Regions from separate parts of the Homo sapiens genome. Here region 2 is linked to region 1. Evidence: read pairs that join two places in POLR2A ChIA-PET (ENCODE). Cell type or tissue: MCF 10A. All regions are shown on one strand.

The links. Peaks named below come from ENCODE experiments on the same cell type or tissue, not always from the same donor. Only the 100,000 strongest peaks of a DNase experiment are listed, where the experiment ranks them.
Region 2: POLR2A ChIA-PET joins it to region 1 with 5 read pairs; 5 of 35 experiments call an interaction of 5 or more read pairs at or near these places.

Annotation. Positions count from the first base shown.
Region 1 is chr6:149,703,233-149,707,232 of GRCh38, forward strand. The region is part of intron 1 of LATS1 (large tumor suppressor kinase 1); the gene reads right to left. Among named protein-coding and RNA genes, the nearest start is that of LATS1, 13 kb to the right of the region's middle. In MCF 10A, no CTCF peak of the experiment used is centred here; a DNase peak (open chromatin) is centred at 1,739.
Region 2 is chr6:149,505,072-149,509,071 of GRCh38, forward strand. It overlaps PPIL4 (peptidylprolyl isomerase like 4), which reads right to left. Exons shown (of 13, transcript NM_139126.4): 13 at 1-633. The coding sequence ends at 382. Among named protein-coding and RNA genes, the nearest start is that of ZC3H12D, 22 kb to the left of the region's middle. In MCF 10A, no CTCF peak of the experiment used is centred here; no DNase peak of the experiment used is centred here.

The DNA.
Region 1 (4,000 bases):
CCAAAGTGCTGGGATTGCAGGCTTGAGCCACTGCAATCCTCCACTTTAAAAAGATTTTTAAACCACTATTCCAGAAGGTCCCTTTATGCTTCAAAAACAGATGCCTGAGTTTATTTTCCAAGCTATGAACTAGGACTCTGATATGGTTTGGATCTGTGTCCCCACCAAATCTCATGTCGAACTTTAGTCCCCACTCTTGAAGGTGGGGTCTGGTGGGAGGTGGTTGGATCTTGTGGATGAATCTCATGAATGGCTTAGCTGGATATACAGTACTTCTCTGAGTACTAGAAAAGCACAGCACTTGTAATGGAAAGCAGCAACAAAAAATGAGATTCAAGTACTTGTTCAGGGGCCAGGCATGGTGGCTCAGGCCTATAATCACAACACTTGGGAGGCCAAGAAGGGAGGACTGCTTGAGCTCAGGAATTTGAGACCAGCCTGGGCAACATAGGGAGACCCTGTCTACATTAAAAAAAAAAATTACTTGTTCTGTTAATTAGTAGCAATGTGGACTTGGACATTTAATTCTCTGAAACTGACTCCTGAGACATAAAGTGGTTATCAACATCTAATAAATTGAACTAGGATTAAGAGGAACAATGCAACACAAGTAAAGGAATATACACACAAGTATGTGAAGATGTAGGCTGTTCCTCGCAACATCATTTATAACAGCAAAAGTTGACACCAGTCCAGATGTTCATCAGTGGAGGATTGTTCAAGTAATTCATAGTACATTTATATAATATACATCTAAGTCAAAAAGAATGATGCAGTTCTTTTTTTCTGAGATGGAGTTTCGCTCTTGTTCCCCAGGCTGGAGTGCAATGGCACGATCTTGGCTCACTGCAACCTCTACCTCCCGGGTTCAAGTGATTCTCCTGCCTCAGCCTCCCGAATAGCTGGGATTACAGGCATGCACCACCGTGCCCAGCTAATTTTGTATTTTTAGTAGAGACAGGATTTATCCATGTTGGTCAGGCTGGTCTCGGACTCCCGACCTCAGGTGATCCACCCACCTCAGCCTCCCAAAGTGCTGGGATTACAGGCGTGAGCCACTGTGGCCGGCAGAATGATGTAGTTCTATATAATGTACAGATATAAACAGATAAGTAAATGTATCCTAAGCAAAAAAAGCAAATTCACCATACTGTATACAAAACTAACCTATTTTCTGTTCTAAAATTAGATTACAATTTATTGCTGTGAAAATATGCTAAAAAAACACTTTAAATGGGTAAACTTAGGGGTTTTTTTTTTGTTTTTTTTTTTGAGACAGGGTCTCATTCTGTTGCTCAGGCTGGAGTACAGTGGTTTGATCACAGCTCACTGCAGCCTCAACCTCCTGTGCTCATCCTCCTGCCTAAGCCTCCCAAGTAGCTGGGAATGCAGGAACATGCCACCCTGTCCAGCTAAGTTGTTAATTTTTTGTAAAACAAAGTCTCCCTATGTTGCTCAGGCTGGTCTTGAACTCCTGGGTTCAAGTGCTCAGGTAAGCCTCCTGCCTCAGCCTCCCAAAGTGGTGGGATTATAGGCATGAGCCACCCCACCTAGCCTGAGTAAACTTTATAGTATATAAATTGTATGTTAATAAAGCTGTTAAAAATATACCCATTTTTAATTTTTTAAAATTTATATTTATAGAAATTAATTATACACACACACACACACACACACACACACACACACACACACAATTTGCAGCAGGCCTGAGACATGACGAAGCCCTGTAGCAGCCACTAGAGGTAGTTTCCTGATGACTTCACCTCATAAATCAGTGCTCTCATGGCACAATTGCTAAATTAGCTATGAATCAATCAAACTCTATTACAAGCAGCTCACATTTCTCCACTTTGAAAAAAAAAAAGATGAACTTTTTCATTGCCTGAAAATTGCACATATTCTATCTATAACATAATAATACATGAATAATATAATTATTTTGTAAATGAAATTAGGATGGACATACCATGTGCTTTTTATGAAGGAAGCTGGTCCCTAAAGCATTTTCTTTTCTAAGCTTTCCCAAAATATTAATTTAATAGCTTACTAATGAGTTTTTCTAAGCTTAACATTTAGCTCGCCAGTCTAAAGTTTGCAGAATTCACCTCTGGCCCTTTCTAAAAGTGAAGATACTTTCTATATTAGGTCTTCTGAAACCTACCATTTCTCCATGATCAAGGATTAACACTGTTGTGGAATCTTACATGTCAGTTCTTTTAGTATCTGGATTGCAATTCATTTATAGGATCTAGGTATTCTTTCAATATCTCACTTACTTTGGGTTTCAACTCTAAGTTAATCATCACTTTATTATTATTGTTATTTTACCATTTCCAAGATCATTCTGACAGAGAGAGAGAGAGAAAAAAAAAAGAAAAAAAGAAAAGAAACATAGTTTTGCTTCTGTCAAAATATTTGCTTCCATTTCCCTATAATGGGACCTGGTCACCAGTAGGTAGCGCAAAAATATTTGAACTTACAAATGCAGGTAACTTGCCCCTTCTTTCTGCTGTTAAAAAAATACAGCATGCATCCTTATTGAAAAATTCAAGTATTTATATAAATATATACAGTAGGAAAAAGTAGAAGTCCCTCATAATTCACCTTCCTCAAGAGTGAGAATCACTGTAGCGGGCTGAATAATGGCCTCTCAAAAGATATTCCTGAGCCAGGCACAGTGGCTCACTCCTATAATCCCAGCACTTTGGGAGGCCAAGGCGGGTGGATCACCTGAGGTCGGGAGTTTGAGACCAGCCTGACCAACATGGAGAAACCCCGTCTCTACTAAAAATACAAAATTAGCTGGGTGTGGTGGCACATGCCTGTAATCTCAGCTACTCGGGAGGCTAAGGCAGGAGAATCGCTTGAACCCGGGAGGTGGAGGTTGTGGTGAGCCGAGATCGTGCCATTGCACTCCAGCCTGGGCAACAAGAGCGAAACCCGGTCGCAAAAAAAAAAAAAAAAAAAAAAAAAAAAAAAAAAAAAAAAAGATATTCCTGGCTTATGCCTGTAATCCCAACACTTTGGGAGGCCAAAGTGGGAGGATCACTTGAGCTCAGGAGTTCAAGACCAGCCTGGGTGGGCAACATGGCAAAACCCCGTCTCCACAAATACTGCAAAAAATGAGCTGAGTGTGGCAGTGTGTGTGACTGTGGTACCAGCTGCTCAGGTGACTGAGGTGGGAGGATCACTTGAGCCCAGGAGGTAGAGGCTACAGTGAGCCATGACTGTACCACTGCACTCCAGCCTAGGAGAGACAGTGAGACCCTGTCTCAAAAAAAAAAAGATATTCCCCTTCCTAATCTTCTCTGGAACTTGTAAATGTTATCTTATTTGGAAAAAGGGATGCTGCAGATGTGATTAAGGATTCTGAGATTAAGTTATTGTCATGGATTAACAGAGTAAGTCCCACATGCAATTACAAGTGTCCTTTTGAGAGGCAGAAGGAGGTCTGATTCACACAGAAAAAGGAAGGCAATGTGATGATGAAGTCAGAAGCCAAGGATGACAGCAGCCAACAGAAGCTGGAAGTGGCAAGGGACAGCTTCTCTCCTAGAGCCTCTGGAAGAAAACTGGCCTTGCTAATGCCTTGATTTTAGACGTCTGGCCTCCAGAACTGTGAGAGGATAAATTTATGTTGTTTTAAGCCACCAGGTTTATAGTGATTTGTTACATAAGACACAGGAAACTAATAATAATCACTATTAATACTGAATATTCTAACATATACTACTATTAACCAAAATGGGATCATAATACACAAAACTGGACATCTCTTTTTTTTTTTTTTTTTTTTTGAAGATGGAGTCTCGCTCTGTTGCCCAGGCTGGAGTGCAGTGGGGTGATCTTGGCTCACTGCAACCTCTGCCTCCCTGGTTCAAGCAATTTTCCTGCCTCAGCCTCCTGAGTAGCCGAGATCACAGGTGTGTACCACCACGCCAGGCTAATTTTTGTATTTTTAGTAGAGATGGGGTTTCACCATGTAGGTCAGGCTGGT
Region 2 (4,000 bases), 200 kb before region 1:
CTTCTAAAATGTCGACAACATCTGTATCTTAAGCTGGCTGATGAGTACACAGATATTTACATTTATTATCCCTTTATATATACGTTTATGTATTTTTGTAGTATGAAATACTTCATTAAAAAAAGAGTGAAAATGTAAGACTTCAAAAATGAAGACTACCATTTATGTATAACAATAAAATTAGTGTAAAAAAGTATACAAAGAAAATGTTCAATTCTTTATCTTTCCGTGCTCTATATAATCAGTATTAATCTAAAGACCATAATCCTAGTATGAAAAAAATAACAAGCTTTGACACAAAATCTAAGCATCTGCTTTCCTGGCACTCTTAAGTTAGACAAGAGTAAATATGTTAGCCTCTCAATTCTGCCTCTTCATCTTTCATCTATACTTAGATTTTTCTTTATCTTTGGACTTCTTTGGACTTCTGCTTCGGTCTCTCTTTTTACTCCTTTCTCTTTCATAAAGATCTGTTTGGTATTTTGATTTATGACTATTACTATAATGGCCATCCCTCTCTCGAGATCGGCTACGACTTCGGTTCTGAGTTCGGTCTCTCTTTTCACTCTTTTGTTTCTCCCAACAGCTTTCTTCTTCTTCATAGTGACCAAACCCCATTTCTCTATAGATATCCTGTCAAAGGAAGGGGGAATTACAAGTGAATCAGTAAAATAATCATTTTGTGGGCATTTTCAATTAATAAAACTTAGAAAAGTCTACCATTAGAAGGCTGTTATAACAGCTTAAATGTGAACACTACCACTAATGTCAAGAATCTTGTAAATTACAAAGCAATAAAATAATTCAGAAAAAGGTTTAACAACGTCATTGATTTGTATCTACTATTTTGGCTGAAACGAAGGATCAGCTTCAAAAATATGGAACTGAAATAGCTCAACTGAAATCAGAACATGTCTCTAGAGCAATCTGCAAAATCAAAAATTCTGATTATGTATAGTCTTATTCCCAGCTCCCCACCCTTCACTCCCCCAAAACGTGGTCCCATTATTGATCTGCAATGAAACTACTAAAATTCCCATAAGAATCCTATAAGAAGATATCATTGAAATAACTTAGCAGGAAGAGATCTTAGACAAGTCAGTAAGTCTTAAATAAGAAAATGGAGGCTGGATGCGGTGGCTCACGTCTGTAATCCCAGCACTTTGGGAGGTTGAGGTGGATGGATCACCTGAGGTCAGGAGTTCAAGACCAGCCTGACCAACATGGAGAAACTCTACTAAAAATACAAAATTAGCCAGGTGTGGGGACGCATGCCTGTAATCCCAGCTACTCGGGAGGCTGAGGCAGGAGAATTGCTTGAACCTGGGAGGCAGAGGTTGCGGTGAGCCAAGATTGCCCCACTGCACTCCAGCCTGGGCAACAAGAGCGAAACTCCATCTCGAAAAAAGAAAATGGATAATGTATACTTGGGTCTGAGCAATTAATTTTTAAAGTGTTTTATTTTATAACAGCTCCTCTCTAGATGTTCAAATACATCTTCCATGTTTAGAAAGACAGAAGTTAGAGAGGAGAATTTTTTTTGAGACAAGGTCTTGCTGTCTCCCAGGCAGGAATGCAGTGGCACGATCATGGCTCACTGTAGCTTCAACCTCCCAGGCTCAACCGATCCTTCCCACCTCAGTCTCCTAAGTAGCTGAGACCACAGGCATGTGCCATCACACCTGGCTAATTTTTGTATTTTTTTGTAGAGACGGGGTTTCCCCATGTTGCCCAGGGTGGTCTCAAACTCCTGGGTTCAAGTGATCCCCTCCCACCTCGGCCTCCCAAAGTACTGGGATTACAGGCATGAGCCACCTCACTCAGCTGATTAGGCTTATGTCAAAATTATTATATTTCTTTAAAATGAGTTTTTAAACACTGGTAGAATCCTTTGCCCCAAAGATAATAAAATTGCTACATTTAATTCTACTCTTAGACCACAGCCAATGCTCTTTCAAGAGATACTTTGTAAAATTTAACTTTCTTAAGACTGCCCAAAGGAAAGGAAAATTCTAAGGACTAAACTCCCAAGGGTCTCAACTCTATCACCAGATACCACTGTAGCAGACATAAATGTCAAGGCTTAAAATTCAGAGTGATGAATACCCATGGTTAAGGACTGGGTTTTAAGCAAATTATTAGTTATTCCATATACTGTCTAGATACTGTACACCTTGAGTTTGACAGTGTGTGAAAACAGATGTAACAGGATTGTTATAGTAATAATCACACTGTGTAATACAGTATTATAAACTGATTTGTGATTTTCCACACAATCCCAATAGTTCTTGTCATATTATAAGAGTCCCTGAGGTAGAAAAAATGAGTAGGCATTTTGGTTTAGCCTTTTGCCATCAATTTTCTAGTAAAATATGACATTCTGAGATAAAAGAATTTTTGTGCTTCCTATAACATATACAAAATAGAAATATTCATATACTATTATATCTGTACATCTTGTACTTATTTCTGTATTGGTTGAGACAAACTTTTAAAATGCCGAGACTGCTGGCTGATGTATAAATTTATAAAATCCTCAGTATGTTATTATACAAATGGGCACTTAAGTGCTTTGAGTATTTAAAATAGAAGAGATAAAAGATTATGTAGCACTTCATTCTTTTAAAAATTTGAGGAAGCTGAATATTTGAATTGGACTGAAACTTTAAAATCACTCCTACTCGGGAGTAGTTTTCAAAGCTACACAAGCTTTGAAGTCAGGTAGATCTGGGTTCAAATAGTCTTTGACATTTAGGAGATGTGTCAAACAAGTACTCTTAAGGTTAGAATAATTAGAGAAGGTTTCATGGAGAAGTTAGGATTTCAGATGAGCCTCAAAGGGTAAGTGAGCTTGGGTCTGAATGGGCTGCAAGAAGGCTAATGAAAGTAGTGTAAGTGAAAACTGAAAAGCAAGGAAAAATGAGCCCTGTATGTATGAAGGGGAAAAGTTAAAGTGGCTGAATGAAGCCATGTAAGAGGAGATCCTCCAAGTACATGCTAACACAGTGCTAAGAGCTTTAGGAGTGCAATATCCTCATTCTAGAAATAGGGAAACTGAGACTCAAGAGATCTGCACAGGTTGGAGATAATTTAACTTGACATCCAAAATTAAAAAGGGGGGAGTGGTACAGAATAATGGGGAAAAAATCCAACACCTGACTGAACCAAATAAATGTTAAAATTCTAGCTCTCCCACTATAAAGGCCTAAGGGCCTGTGGGATCAGTATCTTCATATCTAAAGTGAGATAAATGAATTAGATAAGGTCTAGGTCCTTTCCAGTATGAATTTTTAAAAGTTATATTATTTATACATTTAAAACATAAGACAAGATGATTAAACTACCATGTGGCAAAAAAAGAAAAGAAAAAACGAAGAACACAAAATGGCCAATTTAAAGCAATTAACCTAGCAAATGACTTGAAATAAGCAATCAAAAAAAGTCTAATCTAATTAAAAGCTATCCTTGCTCAAGTCTCTGGGACTAAATCAAAGATCTGGTTAAATCTTAGTCACCAAGATAACATTAAATCACTAAAATGACAGAAAAAGTACAGTCAAGAATACAAACACTATGAAAACCCCAGTGGAAAACTGACAACCAGCATGAATACTTCTCAGCAAGGCAACCCCCAGCTGAATACGCATTTCCTGTAACCCCAGTAAAACCCAAACCTCAACAACACAAAAACCATCTCTGGAATTAAGACATGAGGTGGAAAATTAAACAAACGTTTTCGAATTGATTAGTAAGGCTAGTTACTCAATAAAAAACAAAGAATTTGAAGAAATAAGTTAAAATACTCTTGGGAAACCAGACTCACTAAGCAAAACACCGACAAACAGGAAAATATGAACTATAGCTGAAATTTGTCTAGTACTGAAAATTCTCTTTAATGAATTTTAAAAAATAAAAAACAAAATAATAAAAAATCGGGGGGCCATTAAAATCTTAAATACTGATGCTGAGTTTTATTAGGAAGAAGAGAAAATTAATGTAG